Linked DNA regions of Homo sapiens: region 1 is linked to region 2. Evidence: chromatin loops called from intact Hi-C (ENCODE). Cell type or tissue: Calu3. All regions are shown on one strand. Each heading gives the region's core, and the rest is flanking DNA. Links, peaks and the distances in the headings are about the cores only. Region 1 overlaps CCSER1 (coiled-coil serine rich protein 1). Region 2 overlaps CCSER1 (coiled-coil serine rich protein 1).

Evidence for each region. Peaks named below come from ENCODE experiments on the same cell type or tissue, not always from the same donor. Only the 100,000 strongest peaks of a DNase experiment are listed, where the experiment ranks them.
Region 1: a loop joins it to region 2, with 6 times the contacts of the local background. A loop is called at or near these places in 3 of 110 quality-filtered maps.

The regions. Positions count from the first base shown.
Region 1 is chr4:91,501,018-91,503,954 of GRCh38, reverse strand. All of the region lies in intron 10 of CCSER1 (coiled-coil serine rich protein 1), which reads right to left. Among named protein-coding and RNA genes, the nearest start is that of LNCPRESS2, 770 kb to the left of the region's middle. In Calu3, for the core only: a CTCF peak has its summit at 1,389 (motif pointing right); a DNase peak (open chromatin) is centred at 1,414.
Region 2 is chr4:90,355,649-90,358,585 of GRCh38, reverse strand. The region is part of intron 3 of CCSER1 (coiled-coil serine rich protein 1); the gene reads right to left. Among named protein-coding and RNA genes, the nearest start is that of CCSER1, 230 kb to the right of the region's middle. In Calu3, for the core only: a CTCF peak has its summit at 1,252 (motif pointing left); no DNase peak of the experiment used is centred there.

The DNA.
Region 1 (2,937 bases), core at 166-2,665, 1.1 Mb before region 2:
GTGTTCATGCAATTTAGTGGTACTTATTAAACTCCATTATACCCCGCCAATGACAAGGATTCAAGAAACTTTTGAAAATAGTTAATATAATCATGTCTCCATATTTAACCACTAAGGAGCTAGAGAAAAACTACTGAACTTTATGTTATAGCAACCTTTTCTGTGACTTTTAAGTCATCTGGATATAATTATTCTCAAGTTCTGGTCTAAATTGTAAACTTTATTAAAAGTTTTTTTACGCACATATTAATCTTAATAATATTTTAAGAGTAAACATGTTTGATTGATTCCCCAGAGCCTTTGTGTTCCGGGCTTATGAGTAAAAGTTTAGATACTGCTCCTTTTAACATTTTTTAGCTCAAAACAAATAATTTCCAAAAGACCCCAGACAGGAACACATATCCACAAGCCAGTGATTTACCATGCTTTAAATTCATCAAAATTAACAGTATTTTCTTCACTGACATTTCTCACATTTATTCTAAAAATACACAGATTGAACCACAGTTCAATAATTTACTTTATTTCTAATATTTTCTCAAATTTCCCTTTCTACAGCACATATAGCCATTGAAAATATGGAAATCTTTCTTTTTTTCTTTTTTTTTTTTTTGAGATGGAGTATCGCTCTTTCTCCCAGGTTGGACTGCAGTGGCACCATCTTGGCTCACTGCAAGCTCCGCCTCCCGGGTTCACTCCATTCTCCTGCCTCAGCCTCCCGAGTAGCTGGGACCACAGGCGCCCGCCACCACGCCCAGCTTATTTTTTCTATTTTTAATAGAGACGGGGTTTCACCATGTTAGCCAGGATGGTCTCGATCTCCTGACCTCGTGATCCGCCCGCCTCGGCCTCCCAAAGTGCTGGGATTACAGGCGTGAGCCACCGTGCCTGGCTGCAAATCTTTCTTATACAAGTTTCCCACAAACAAAGATTTAAAAGTAAAATTTTTTTTAGTGGAATTCAATAGCATATTAATTCAAAATATTATAATTTATTTCAGAACACCTAAATGAAAATGCAGGCTATAAATATATTTTGATTTTAAAAGCATGGCCAATGACGGTCTGCAATTTGAATATATGTTAAGACTACATTAAGTCATCTCATTCATTTCTCAAATACTTATTAAACTCCTACTACAAGTCAGGCACTGTTTGGAGCACTTGTGTGTCAGTGAAAAACAAGAGTAGATATGTTTTCTATATTCATTTTACCACAAACAAAAAAGAAAAATAAAACTGAGAAATTATTTCATTCTTTAACAATGATGAAACAGATTCACATTAGGTCTGTGATGGCAATAATTAAGGATGGCTTAATGATGAATAATTGGCAAATGAGACCTGCTGCAGTTAGAAGAGGTCTTTTAGTGCTTCAACTTCATCAACTCCACCAGGGGGTGGTAATGGAGTACTTCATAGGATTGTGGTGTGATTAAATGAGTTAAAATACCTGAGGCTTGGAAAACAAGAAATGCTGCTGCTGCTTCTTGTTGTTGATGATATTATTATTATATGCCAAGAATATGTTTGATTTAATTTCATTAATTTTCAAATTTTTTTCACTTAATATAGGATGAAATGAGCATGCTCTACACTATGTATTGTAAGGATAAATAATAATTAAAAATGAGAGGCTTAATTCTTCCTGATAAAACAAAGGAAGAGAGTTGTCCTTCCCTTTTCTCAGAGTATTTACTTTAGGAAACTTGTAAGTACTTTCTCCTCTCTTTAATAAGAAATCTTTTTAAAACTAGGTAGTCCTTTTGTCAACTTCATGTTCCAGGAATGCTTTCCTCAAAGCCCTGGCAGTCCTCTCCTTGAACTGTAAACATCAAAGGAGTTAGCACTCCTGTATACCAGTTTCTGTGGGAGGACAGGAGCCTAACTTTGGTGGACACCTTGTTCTAAGTCGCAATACAATCTTTTATCATTAGTAAGTTTTATTTTTCCTTTGTCTAAAGCCAATTAACTAACACAAATGGACAACCCAGGTAAATCTAAGATGAACTGTGTATGATAAGTGATGCTGTCAATTGTGCTTACTTAAGAACCAGTTATTATTTATTTTGAATATATGTAAGTAATGGGTTTACTTGGCTACATAAAAGTGGGAAATTCTCATGTTTTAATTTTTCATTTCATGTTTCTTTTATGACATGCCCAAATTGAGTTCTCTTACTAATATATAATTTAGTTAGTAGTTTCTTGTTGATGTTGTTATCTAACACAAATGATGAAAGATAAAAGGTAAAAATAATTCTAGGAAAAAATAACATGTTAAAAGCAGAAGTATAGGTACAGAAAAAAGGAGAATAGGGCAGATAAGTATGTGAAACTACAATTTTTATGCAAGGAGAAATTAAAGTTATTGATAAACATAAGGAATAAGTGAAAAGATACAAATAAATACCTGTCCTATTATATTAGGGGTAATAATTAAAAGAATATGAATGGATTATGTAACTCTTTAAATTAGCAGAAGTAAATGTAAAATGTCAAATGGAAGACAAGAAATGTGAATAAATAGATAATAAGATGGCAGAAACTATCCTAATATATTAGTTACTACAATAAATGTAAATGGTTAAACCAATTACAATTACAGATTTTCTAACTGGAAAAAATAAGATTAATGTTGTGAACATAAGCAACATTTAAATCAGAAGGAGGCTTAAATCAACAACAACAAAAAGGAATGGGATCATAAATAAAAAGAAATTCTAGATGTTAATTTTCTAATCAAATAATTATTTAATGCAAAAGAAAACAAGCAAAAACTATCCAAGTGTCTTGACAATGTGACATGTTATATCCTAGTAAAATAAAAATTGATTAATATAATATTTTCAGCTTGATATACATCTAATAATATAGGGTCAGACTATATTAATATAAATAGAACAACTAATCTATAATTATTAAGGGCATTTAATAT
Region 2 (2,937 bases), core at 215-2,714:
TTTCTCCTAATAAAATGTATTTAAGATATGCTTTTAAATATATAAGTCCACAAATTATCATCAAGTGCTGGATAAAGAAAATAACTGACATTTACTGAGAATTATTTTGTACTCGCTGCTGTTTCTAAGTACTTTCCATGTACTAATTAATATCAATACTACTATCAGGTTTGAAGTGAGGAAAATGTGATTAAGTAATCTGACCAAAGTCATACAGAGCTAGTTGGTGGTGGAGGATGTAAAAGTCAGTGGAGTTAGCTGACTAGACTAGAGACAGAAGCACTTTGACTACATGGAATGTGTAACTTCATTTTAAATCTGAATCATTAACACTCAAGTAGAGGTAATATAAATGTGTACTAGACAAAAGTTTAAATAGATAAACAAAAAAATCACCATATTGAAGTGAATATTTGATGTATTATTTACTCCTATTTTTAAAACATCTTTTGTCAAAATATCATTTTATAATATCATTTTCCTTATAGTTACACTTCAGATAAAAACTAAAAGTTATCTCACTAAAGTTTTATTAATTAGGTTTTAAAACCAAGTGAGTTCCCAAGGACTTCATATTTTTTTTAGGGACTTTATGGAAGATTGATTTAATTTGGGGGATAAGGCCTTTTAACAATAAGGACAGGAGTAACTATTTTTTCTTTCTGACTATAATATTTTGAATATCATTTGTGAGATTTGCTTTCAGTAAAGCTTTAAAAACTGAGAAGCAGGAAATGCCCTTTTACTGCTTCTTGCTAGCAAAGAAGCTGACACGATAGTTTTAGAATTGACCTTCTAAATCATTTCAATTGGATAGAAGCAGAAACATTTATCCTGATGTTTGAGGTCAATTATTTTTGTGGTACACACCATGATTTGTCAAATTTTAAGTTTGTTACTTGACCTCTTAACTAATGAATGCACATTCCTTTTTTAATACAATTCCTGGTTACCTTTTCCTATAAGTGAAAATTCTATTAAAAATGATGAAAGCTAAAATCCTTCAGAGTCATGAATTTTAAAAATTGGAAAATCCTGATTTTCTCATTTCCCAAGAGTATCTCTCCTCTGACGTGTAACAATTTTACTATGTTCCATTTGGTTCCTCCACAAAACATTTCTGAATCATAACCTCTGAGGTATTAGCAGAAAATAAGTCTCTCATAATTCATGGTTTAATTGAAAAGTTTACTTCCACCATTACACGGGAAATCAAGTATAAAAAAATCACGCAAAAAGACTGACCTTACCAAGTGCAATACTGCCATCAAGTGGACCTCAATAAGACTAACTGCACAGAATTACTAAATGCAAGTTCCTTTGATAAGTGGCCTATACCTGCTATGGGGAACTATGATAAACATGCATAATATGGTTTTTTAAAACCATCTCAGAAGTGATTATTAAGTAATATTTTGCACAGTTATGTAATATAACACTGAAATTCTATAATTAAATAAGGGTTGCATGATAAAAAGGCCAAAGAACATTAAATTCATCTCCAATTATTTCTTTTTCTATTGAGTTAAAAGAGGCAGGCACCACCATTTTTACCAGACCCGCAAAAAGTAGTTTTATAATATACTTAAATATTCCAAATACATTTGATTGATAGGAATGTTTTCTGCAGGTCTATTTATGTATACATTTATTTCAACAAGCTCACTTTATTTCCCTCTTAAATCCCCTGAGTTTTCAGAATCTGTAATACAGAGAATCTTAGTAAGTTATGGTGTAAATATCAGACAGCTTCATTGATATTTTCTAGCAGATTAGATACTATCTAAATTGCCGTCTAAAATAGTCCCAGAAAATATTTAAAAATAAAAAGGTTACAAGATTAATGCATGAATTTATATGGTATCAGTATTGGATACATAAACGATTTAATAATATTAAAATGCAACAAAAATAAAGATCGTAGCTAAAGTTTATTGTCTCCCTATAAGATTTTAAATTTATTACCTCACTTAATTCTCACTTCATATCTATGAGGTAGGGATTATTATCCTGATTTTGTAGATAAAGAAAATGAGGCTTACACATTTTAACCTGATATTCCAATGTCAAATAGCTAATAAATGTTTAACATAGTCTCATTCCCAAACACTAGTTGTTATTCAAGACACTGTAAACTATAGAGTTTAATTTTTTACATAAAATACATATAGTTGTCTATTTCAAGAAATGTTATAAATACAATCATTTCAATATTTATGATTTAAAATAACTACATATATTGCAATCACATTAAGATAATTAGTTCATCCAATTCATAACCAATGAAAAATTAGTTTTTAAAAGGAAAGCTGTGGGATGGAAGAAATGTTATAAGACTTAAAATATTAGACGTTATAAAACAGTATAGCTACACAGACATTACAATGTCTAAACACAGAATAGATATATATAGTGTGTTTGATATACTGTAAGTTGGGCAAACTATTAATTTTATTAAAAGAAACCAGGAAATTTGTCAGGATAATTACAGAAGAGTTCTTGTTAATTACATACTTTTATAAAGATACACGATGTCAAGTGAATCAAATGATACAGCTAAAAATTTCTAAATATAATGATTTGTAGTTGGCCAATTAAGACAATGGACTTTTCACTAATGCCCACCAAATAAGCCAATTCACATTTGCCTATTTCTAACATAAAAGTAATCTCTGTAGTCTGGCAAGGGGATAATTTATATTTACAATAATTTACAATATCCCTTTGGCAGCCATAAAGTCCTTGGAAACCTTTACTTTCCAATTTGTTCAGCAAGTGCAGAAGTCTGTATATTCCATCATAAGTGGCATTAAATCAGCATCTGAACAAATGCCAAGAAGCAAGGTGATTTTTCTGTCAATAATGTTGTAAAATATATAATTACAGATTAAGAAGAGTAATAGACCTGTTCATATTCTCTACTGTCTATGGCACAGA